Regions from separate parts of the Homo sapiens genome. Here region 1 is linked to region 2. Evidence: chromatin contacts called from ENCODE Hi-C or POLR2A ChIA-PET data. All regions are on one chromosome and are shown on one strand. The core of a region is the stretch at or near the end of the contact, and the rest is flanking DNA. Distances in the headings are between cores, read along the strand shown. Region 1 holds the start of CEP83-DT (CEP83 divergent transcript). Region 2 has its middle 13 kb from the start of EEA1.

Region 1 (4,952 bases), core at 2,338-4,837, 1.5 Mb before region 2:
GAGTTTTATAATTTTAGCTCTTGTGTTCGGATCTTTGGTTCATCTTAATAGTCATAAATGGTGTGAGGTAGAGTTCCAATTTAATTTTTTTCCTCATGTGGCTATCCAGTTTTACCAGTTCCATTTGTTGAAAAGACTACTCTTTCTCCAATTGAGTTGTATTGGTGTTTTGCTGAAAGTCATCTGACCATAAATATAAGGCTTTATTTCTGGACTCAATTATATTCCATTGATCTGTACTCCTATCTTTATAAGAGTATAGTACTATCTTGATTACTGTAGCTTCATAGCAAGTTCTGAAATCAGGATATCTGAGTCTTCCCAGTCTTTACGCTTTTTCTTATTGCTTTTTTGCATTGATTAGGGCCTCCAATTTCCTAAATAGAAGCGGTGAGAGCAGAAAATTCTTGTCTTACATTTGTTATTCCTGATCTTAGGAGAAAATGATTTAATATTTCACCATTAACTTTTTCAAATCATTGAGGAAATTCCCTTCTATTCCTAGGCTGCTTAGAGTTGGTTTTTTTTTTTTTTTCTAAAACATTAATGGGCTTTGAATTTTGTCAAATCCTTTTTCTGCATTTATTGAAACAATTTTTTTTCTCTTTTGTTCTGTTAATGTGATGAATTACACTGATTTTTCAATGTTAAGTTCACTCTCCTTGGTCATGGTATGTAATCCTCTATATTGCAAGTTCAATCTGCTAATACTTAAGAATTTATATATATATATATATTCATGAGGACTATCAGTCTATAATTTTCTTGCAAAATGTCAAATTTTGGTATCAGGAAAAATAATTTGGCATGATTATGCTTGCCTCATAAAATGAGTATAGAAGTATTTCTCCCTGCTCTGTTTCCTGAAATGGTGTAGGATTGGTACTTTGTCCCCCTTAAATGTCTGATAAAATTCACTGGTGCAGTCATCTGCCCGGAGTTTTCTTTGTGGCAAGTGTTTTGCTTATAAATTCAATTTTTTTAACAGACACTGAAACATTTAGATTTTCTTTTCCTTCTTTTGTGTCATTTTTGGTAATTTATTTATTTATTTTTTTAGGAATTTGTCCATTTTGCTTAAGTTACTGAATTTATTGGCATAAAGTTGTTCCAAGTATCCCTTTAATATCTATGTGATTTCATTAGCATTTTGGCTAATGAAAATTAAAACTTCTGTATACAAATGTAGATGACAAATAATAAATCAAAAGAAATGTGTAACATATAGCAGAAAAAGTATGTATGTGCATGTGTATATGTATGGCAGGAGCAAACAATCTACTGGCACAGAGGGAATTACAGTACAGTGTGACAAATACCATGACAGGCACACAGAGAACACATAGAATGGATACCCAGTCCAATTTGGGGAGTCAAAACTATGATGTCCAGGTGGTAGGTTAGCTTGTCCAACTATAGGTAAATGAATATAATCAAATTTATAGACACAAAAAAGCTGAGACTCAGATCCCCAGACATAGTTACTTCATCATGGTTACCTACTTGTGAAGGTCAAGAGTCAACTGGCTCCCTTTTCACTGGCACAGCTTTAATTAAAACATAAAACACAACTTTGTTTTTGTAAAATAATAAATTACAAAAAACACCAACCAGATAAAAAGTCCAAAAGACAAAATGTAAAACACTTGTATTTTGACTGACCTTCTTCCAGATATTTTTGTACACTTATATTAACATATGTACACACATATATTCACATTAGGACAGCACTGTACTTGCTAAACTACATTCTGCTTTTTTTTTCCTGAGGGGAAACTATATTTTTTGGACATACTTTAATGCAAATAAAGAACTTTCCATCAGTTTTTAATGGGTCAAGAGTATTCCATTGCATGTACCAATCATAATTTTCTTAACTAGTGTCCTAGTGATGGACACTTGTTTCTAGAAGCATTATTTTTAAAAAAGGTGGCAAATAGTATCCTTATGAATCCCTTATTTTCCTTAGGGTATATGCCTCGGAAATGAGACAGCTGTGGGGCAAAGGCTAATGCATATGTTAAATTTTGGTAAATAGGGTTGTACCAATTTCACCTTCACACCAAAAATGCCTGACAGTAATTGTATCCCACACCCCTATCAACAATGATAGACAAAAAACAACTGTTTGGAAGTGGGACAACTTTCCGTTTGTTAATTGAATATTTGTTTTTCTTGGCTTTTTGTATTTTTAATAGATGGGATTTCACCATGTTGGCCAGGGTCGTCTCGAACTCCTGACCTCAGGTGATCCACCTGCCTTGGCCTCCCAGCGTGCTGGGATTACAGGCGTGAGCCACCGCCATTTCCCGAATGATCTTTTTCCTACTGACCAATAATTTGTCATGTATAGTTTACTGGCTACCACAGAGATTTCTGGAGTTGTCTGGCTCCAGCGTTTAAAAGTAATGGTTTTGGGCAACTCTGTGAAATGGAGATAACAATTGCACCTACCTTACAGAAATGTTAGAGTTAAATAAGATAACCTGAAAAAGTACTCCAGTACTTGCCACACAAATGCTCAGCAAATGTGAGCTACTGTTATTATACTAAACACGCACACATACATGAGAATTTCTGGATTCTCTATTCTATCTCCCATGTCTCATCTATGTAATCCATCCAGCAACATTCCATTACCAACTCGCTGTCCTTTTTTTCCCTCCTCTTAAGAGACACGGTCCTTTCTAATGGCCCGTTTTCCCTCATTTCAACAACAACAAAATCACCTCTCAGTTGTCCAATAATAACTACAGCCTGAAAATCATAATCTTGGGGGTAAAAATAAGCTGTACTTCACAAAGCAGTGAGAATCAAAGCCCAACCAAGGCACTGAACAAACGCTGGGGATGGGAAGGTGTCTGTTTCTTCCAACACGTATTTTGAAAGGCTGACCGCCTACTTTGTTTCAGACTTTGGATGATCATGGAAGTTCTCAAAAGCTAGCAACTCCTCTTCCAACTATTGTTTACAGCCTTAAGACAAGTAGTTCCCCATGTGACCCCAGGTGGGCCCTGAACTTGGGATAACCAGGACAGGAGACTTGGAGCAGGAGGTGCGGGGGCGAGGAGGGCTCTCTCCCGGGCGATTGGTCCTAACCCGAGGTTCCCTCGTGGCAAGCTGAGCCGACTCCCCACTCGTGGGCTGATGCCCGAGGCAGACGCGGCAGGCAGGCGGCTTCGGGAGCGCATATCTGCACCCATGGGGACGATGGCAGGCTGGCGAAGGGAGAGAGGTGGCGGCAGGACTACCATTTGAGGCTCTCAAATGGTGTGGGGAAGAGGGAAGGAGAGGCGCGAAAAGGAGGAAAACCCCTGGAGACGCTGTGTCGGGCGGAGGCTAGGGAGACCGGCTTCGCGCTCCAACGACGCGCATCACTCAGACTCCAAGGCAAGTGCCCGGGGCTAGATTTTCCGTCCCCTGGGGCTCTGGGGATCTCTGAGTCCATCCCAGGGCCCTCCAGGAACGCCTTCGGGAGCGCAGCCCGGCCCCGCCGCTGCCGCTGTCACCCGTGGCCGCTCCCGCCTCGGTTCGTTTGTCTCCTCCCTCTAACGGCTCCGGCAGCAACCGGCGTCGGTGGCGTGGGTGACGTCGGCGTGGGGGGTGGGACTTCCTGCTTCGCGTGCCGCTGGGCCAAGGGACAGAGCCCGCTCCTCCAGGCTGGTGGGGCGGTGCGATGAGGCGGCTTCTGGGCCATACGTCAGCACGTGGGGTGGCGCCGCACCCCTGAGGATCCCGGTCCACGCGGAGGAGTGGGGCTTTTCACCGCCGCCGCCGCCGCCCTCGGACCTCTCCCGGGATACTTCACATTTCCCTAGGGACGGGAGCCCGAGGGGTCCGTTCGGCCCTCTTCCTCTCGCTGGGCCGACACCCCGCTGTAGGACCGTAACCCTTAGTCCCAATGCCTCCGTAAGCGGAGTTGAGTGGGTGCCTGTGGTTGGAGCTGTGGAGGTGTCCCCGGTGGCGAGCGCGGCCAGAACTGCGGTCACTTAAGTTTTCCGTGTGCGGGTTGCAAGGAGCGTGCGTGCGTCTGGTATGTAACCTCTCTTTCTGGGGACGGTGTCTTGTTTGTATTTTGGAATACTCATTTTGTCCCTCCACAAACTGCCCTTGAATCCTTTTTTTATTTTCCTGTTAAAGTAGTGGAAGCTCGTGCTAGAAAAGTAGGCAGAGAGACGCACGTGAAACTCTTCATGGAGCTTTTGGATGCACTCTGGCTTGGTGGTTGTGTAGCCAGTTTGGTAATTGGCCAGACGTTTAAGTACCTCCAGCTTAATTTACGATGAAAAAGCTATGCTACCATTTTCCTTGGCTTTGAAGACAATTTGAATGAACAGTGATGTCGACTGTCATTACTGAGATAAACACCTAAAATATGTTAGCATATGCTGGGTTTAAATACTTTGGTTAATCCTCAGTGTCCAACTTTTGACCATAATCAATGGGCATTTTGCTCTTAAGAATATCCACTGCTAAGTATTTGTAAAGCCTTTAGTTAGCTGAAATGAGGAAGCTCTTTCAAATCTTACAGATCTCTAGGATAAGGAAAGACTTGTCTGAATTTCGTGTATATGATATATACTTCATAATCTGTTCAGACTTTAAGCAGCTCTAAAACAGAGTGGGTTGTTAAAGCAGTGCTTCTGTTACCAAGCAACATGTCTGTAAACAAGTCTGACATTTAACTAAAACACAATTAAAGGTATCTATCCTACAGTTACCTGGATTTAGAATTTTCCATATTTATGAATTTAGCCTGTAAGTGGTTAGAATTAATACTCACCTTTTGTATTGAGGTTTGATTTCAAACTCAGTTTGTTCAGAATTGTTAGAATGCTTTATTTATTTATTTATGACTGAGTCTCACTCTGTCGCCCAGGCTGGAGTGCAGTAGCGCGATCTCGGCTCACTGCAACCTCCGCCTCCTGGGTTCAAGCGATTCTCCTGCCTCA
Region 2 (4,714 bases), core at 1,743-4,242:
CATGGGGAAAAAAAAAAAAAAAAAAAAAAAAAAAAACCTCAACAAAAAACTTCCTAAGTTAACTGTTGCTTAAGTTGCTTGAGTAAGCAAGTTAAAATATAAAGAAAAGCTCTGGCAAGAATTTCTTTAGAGGATTTACACTTAAACCAAATTTTAGTAGTTATTCTTCAAACCACAGAAACAAGACACGAAAATAAAAATTCAACAGAATGAAACAAAACAAGAGTAGATATGGCTCCCTCTACACTGTAGGCATAGTTATTCAAGCCAAGTTCCCACTAGAGGTCAGAAGCTACTATGCAAGCTTGAAAAATGACTTGGTGTTTCCGAATGCCTTCAGCTTTTAAAAATGGCTTGCTCTTTCCAAGTGTTTTCAACTTTTTAACTCAGAGCAAAAGGTACAATAGATCCCTTTAATCTACTCTACCTCACAGTATTTAAAATTTAGCAAGATTGTCAATATGGAGGGACAAATATATATTGTTTTTGTTTCTAGAGACAGAGACTCACTCTGTCGTCCAGGCTGGAATGCAATTGCTCCATCACGGCTCACTGCAACCTCAGCCTCCTGGGCTCAAGCAATCCTCCCACCTCAGCCTTCCGAGTAGCCAGGACTATAGGCATGGGCCAATATGCTGAGCTAATTTTTTTGGCATTTGTTGTACAGGCAGAGTTTCATCATGTTGTCCAGGCTGGACTCGAACTCCTGGACAAATATATTTATTAACCTAATAATACTGTAACTGCCCAGTGGGTTCTCCTTGCCCACTGTCCAAACAGAGATGATTTATTAAGACAGGGGAATTGGAATACAGAAAGAGTTTAATTCACACAGAGCGAGCTGAATGGAAGACTAGAGTTTTATTACTGAAATCAGTCCCCCCCAAAATTTAGAGACTGCATTTTTTTAAGGATAGTTTGGTGGGTAGAGGGCCAGGGAGTGGAGAGTGCTGATTGATCAGGAGGTGCCAGCTGATGCACCATAATGCAGGGTCTAAAAAATATCTTGAGCACCAATCTCAGGTTTTACAATAGTAATATTATCCCTAGGAGCAACTGGGGAGGGTTGAAATCCTGTGGCTTCTGGCTGCATGGCTCCTAAGCCATCATTTCTAATCTTGTGGTTAATATGTTAGTCTTACAAAGGCAGTCTGGTCCCCCTGGCAAGAAGGAGGTTTGTTTCAGGAAACTGCTGTTATCATCTTTGTTTCAAAGTTAGACTATAAATTAAATTCCTCCCAAAGTTAGTTTGGCCTGCACCCAGGAATGAAGAAGGGCAGCTTGGAGAGTGTAAGCAAGCTGGAGTCAGTCAGGTCAGACCTCTTTCATAATTTTCTCAGTGTTTATTTTTGCGAAGGTGGTTTCAATACCCCTAACTTTTCTACTTAAAATTACGATATATGCTATTTCAGACTTTTTCTTCAGTATATGAAAGGGTTTAAAGATTTTTGTCACTTCTCATAAAAAAACTAAATTATTTATTAGTTTTACATTTCTTCCCATCATGTTATGCAGTAACAACATATATAGCGCAGTTTCTTGAGTGAATTGAGGAAAGAAATATAGCTCAGAGCAATCTGAGCTATGTGAGGTCTGCAAGAGGTGCCAGGCCCAGAGAGACATGAGTATGTGACTTTAGTCACATCCTACAACCCCCCACCATCTTGCATCTATGCCCAGGGGTAATTGTTTTTTGTTTGGGTTTTTGTTTTGACACAGGGTCCTGCTCTGTTTCCCAGGCTGGAATACAATGGCATGATCTCAACTCACTGCAGCCTCGACCTCCCTGGCTCAAGTGATTCTCCCCACTCAGCTTCAAGAGTAGCTGGGACTACAGGTGCATGCCACCATGTCTGGCTAATTTTTGTGTGAGTGTGAAGATGTGGTCTCACCATGTTGCCCAGGCTGTGCTCAAGCAATCTTCCTTTCTTGGTCTCCCAAAGTTCTCGCATTATAGGCATGAGCCAACGTGCCCTTTATCAGGTTTTTTGTTTTTTCAGACAGGGTCTCACTCTGTTGCCCAGGCTGAAGTTCAGTGGCATGATCATGGCTTTTGTTGCCCCGGCTGGTCTTTAACTCCTGGGCTCGAGGGATCCTCCTGCCTTGGCCTCCCAAGGTGTTGGGATTACAGGTGTGAGCCACCGTGCCCAGTCAGGGACAATTGTTTAAAGGCATTTTGGCTGGCATGCTGGTTCATCCTGTAATCTCAGCATTTTGGAAAGACAAGAGAATCAGTTGAAGCCAGGAGTTTGAGATCAACCTCGGCAATATAGAGAAACCCTGTCTCTGTTTAAATACACCTATTTTGAAGAAAAAAAAAGCCATTTTGTTTCTGACTAGCTGAACTGCCCATTATCTTCATGTTCCTGAAATTTGTGATACAAAGAACATGGTACAGCCAATCAATAAATTATATTATTTAAATGTAAATTATTGGTACATATATTAGTCCATTATCACACTGCTATAAAGAACTACCTGAGGCAGGGCATGGTGGCTCATGCCTATAATCCCAGCACTTTGGGAGGCCGAGGTGGGCGAATCACTTGAGGTCAGGAGTTTGAGACAAGACTGGCCAACATGGTGAAACCCCGTCTCTACTAAAAATACAAAAATTAGCCCAGGGTGGTGGCAGATGCCTGTAATCCAAGCTGCTGGGGAGGCTGAGGCAGGAGAATCACTCGAACCCTGGAGGTGGAGGTTGCAGTGAGCCGAGATTGTGCCACTGCACTGCAGCCTGGGTGATGAAGCGAGACTCCATCTCAAAAAAAAAAAAAAAAAAAAAAAAAAAACTACCTAAGACTGGGTAATTTATTTTAAAAAGAGGTTAGATTGACTCACAGTTCTGCATGGCTGGGGAGGCCTCAGGAAACTTAGAATCATGGCGGAAGGCAAAGGGAAAGCAAAGCACGTCTTACCGTAGCAGAGCAGGAAGAGAGAGAGAGTGAAAGGGGAAGTGCCACACTTTTAAACCATCAGATCTCGTGAGAACTCACTCACTTTTATGAGAAAAGTAAGGAGGAAATCCGCCCCCCATGATCCAGTCACTCCTGCCAGGCCACTTCTCTGACATGTAGGGATTACAATTCAACATGAGATTTGGGTGGGGACACAGAGACAAACCATATCAGTAAACAGTGTAAGATCACCTCTTCTTGTCCCTTAAAAACCTACTTGTGGCTGGGTGTGGTGGTTTGTGCCTGTAATCCCAGTACTTTGGGAGGCAGAGGCAGGAAGATTGCTTGAGCCCAGGAGTTCAAAACCAGCCTGAGCAACACAGTGAGACCCTCTCTCTACCAAAAAAAAAAAAAAGAAAAAAGTCAAGAGGATCACTCGAGCCCACGAGGCACAGGCTGCAGTGAGCCATGGTTGTGCCACTGCACTCAGCCTGGGTGACAGAGAAAGACCCTTTCTCATAAATAAAATAAAATAAAACAAAACCCCAGCTACTTGTAATTGCTGCTAGTTGGAGTACATATTCAGGGAACTTTGAGTCTATGTTTTAGGTTGCAGTCTTCAAACTTGGCCCAAATAAACTCTCTACTTACATTCCGTTTGCCTCAGTTTTTCCCTTTAGGTCAACAGAACAACATTACAAACTGGATTTTAATTTAATTGAGCAAATTGATATTTTTTCCTGAAGGCCACACAATGCTCTACAACCTGAGGAAAGAGGCATTAGGGAAAAGGAAGAGGAGGAGTACTGTATGTTTCCCAAGTTGTTCTTTAATTTTCTTTTCAGGTTAATTTGTTTGTTGCTTTTTTTCATCATCTAAATGTCTATTTTTTATATTAACCAAAATATGTCAATAGAATATATTTTTGGGTCCCATTTTTAGCCAATTAACTCATAACAAGCATTGTCCTGAAAAAGTTTTAAAAAGGCATATTGGGCCGGGCGCGGTGACTCACACCTGTGATCCTAGCACTTTGGGAAGCCGAGGTGGGCAGATCAGGAGGTCAGGAGTTCGAGACCATCCTGGCCAACATGGTGAAACCCTGTATCTACCAAAAATACGAAGAAATTAGCTGGGCGTGGTGGTGCACGCCTGTAATCCCAGCTACTCGGGAGGCTGAGGCAGGAGAATTGCTTGAACCCAGGAGGAAGACATTGCAGTGAGCCAAGATTGAGCCGTTGCACTCCAGCCTGGGCTACAGGGTGAGACTTCATCTAAAACAAAAAAAAAGTGTATTGTGTTGTTTATGTTATCTTACAAATTTTAATATTAAATTTCATTTGATATCACTTAGAAACAATGATGTAAATGAGAGAGGGAATGTGTGTATGTACCTCTTTCACTAGAATATATATATACATATATATATATATATTTTTTTTTTTTTTTTTTTTTTTTTTGATACAGTGTCTCACTCTGTCGCCCATGCTGGAGTGCAGTGGCGCGATCTTGGCTCACTGCAAGCTCTGCCTCCCGGGTTCACGCCATTCTCCTGCCTCAGCCTCCCGAGTAGCTGGGACTACAGGCGCCTACCACCACGCCTGGCTAATTTTTTGTATTTTTAGTAGAGATGAGGTTTTGCCGTGTTAGCCAGGATGGTCTCGATCTCCTGACCTCGTGATCCACCCGCCTCGGCCTCCCAAAGTGGTGGGATTACAGGCATAAGCCACCGTGCTCGGCCACTAGAATATATTTTTACAAAATAATAATGTCACTAGTAATAATACTTTAGAGTACTTTACCATCTCTATTCTTTA

Evidence for each region. A loop is a pair of places that touch in the nucleus more often than their neighbours do. ChIA-PET counts read pairs that join two places held with the same protein, here RNA polymerase II (POLR2A).
Region 1: a map of B cell shows a loop between it and region 2 (6-fold over the local background). The contact joins the promoter of CEP83-DT here to the enhancer-like site in region 2. A Hi-C loop is called at or near these places in 1 of 168 maps with a recorded cell type or tissue (B cell). POLR2A ChIA-PET finds 5 or more read pairs at or near these places in 2 of 52 experiments (K562 and OCI-LY7).

What each region holds. Positions count from the first base shown.
Region 1 is chr12:94,458,638-94,463,589 of GRCh38, reverse strand. It overlaps CEP83-DT (CEP83 divergent transcript), which reads right to left and starts at 3,587. Exons shown (of 1, transcript NR_027035.1): 1 at 1,020-3,587. It overlaps CEP83 (centrosomal protein 83), which reads left to right and starts at 3,723. Exons shown (of 17, transcript NM_016122.3): 1 at 3,723-4,033. RefSeq lists an enhancer at 3,257-3,306.
Region 2 is chr12:92,939,574-92,944,287 of GRCh38, reverse strand. No RefSeq gene overlaps it. Among named protein-coding and RNA genes, the nearest start is that of EEA1, 13 kb to the right of the region's middle. Within about 2 kb of position 2,992, at least 3 of the 41 ENCODE cell types and tissues checked have a DNase peak (open chromatin) inside an H3K27ac peak, as active enhancers do; they include B cell, where a contact is called at or near this core.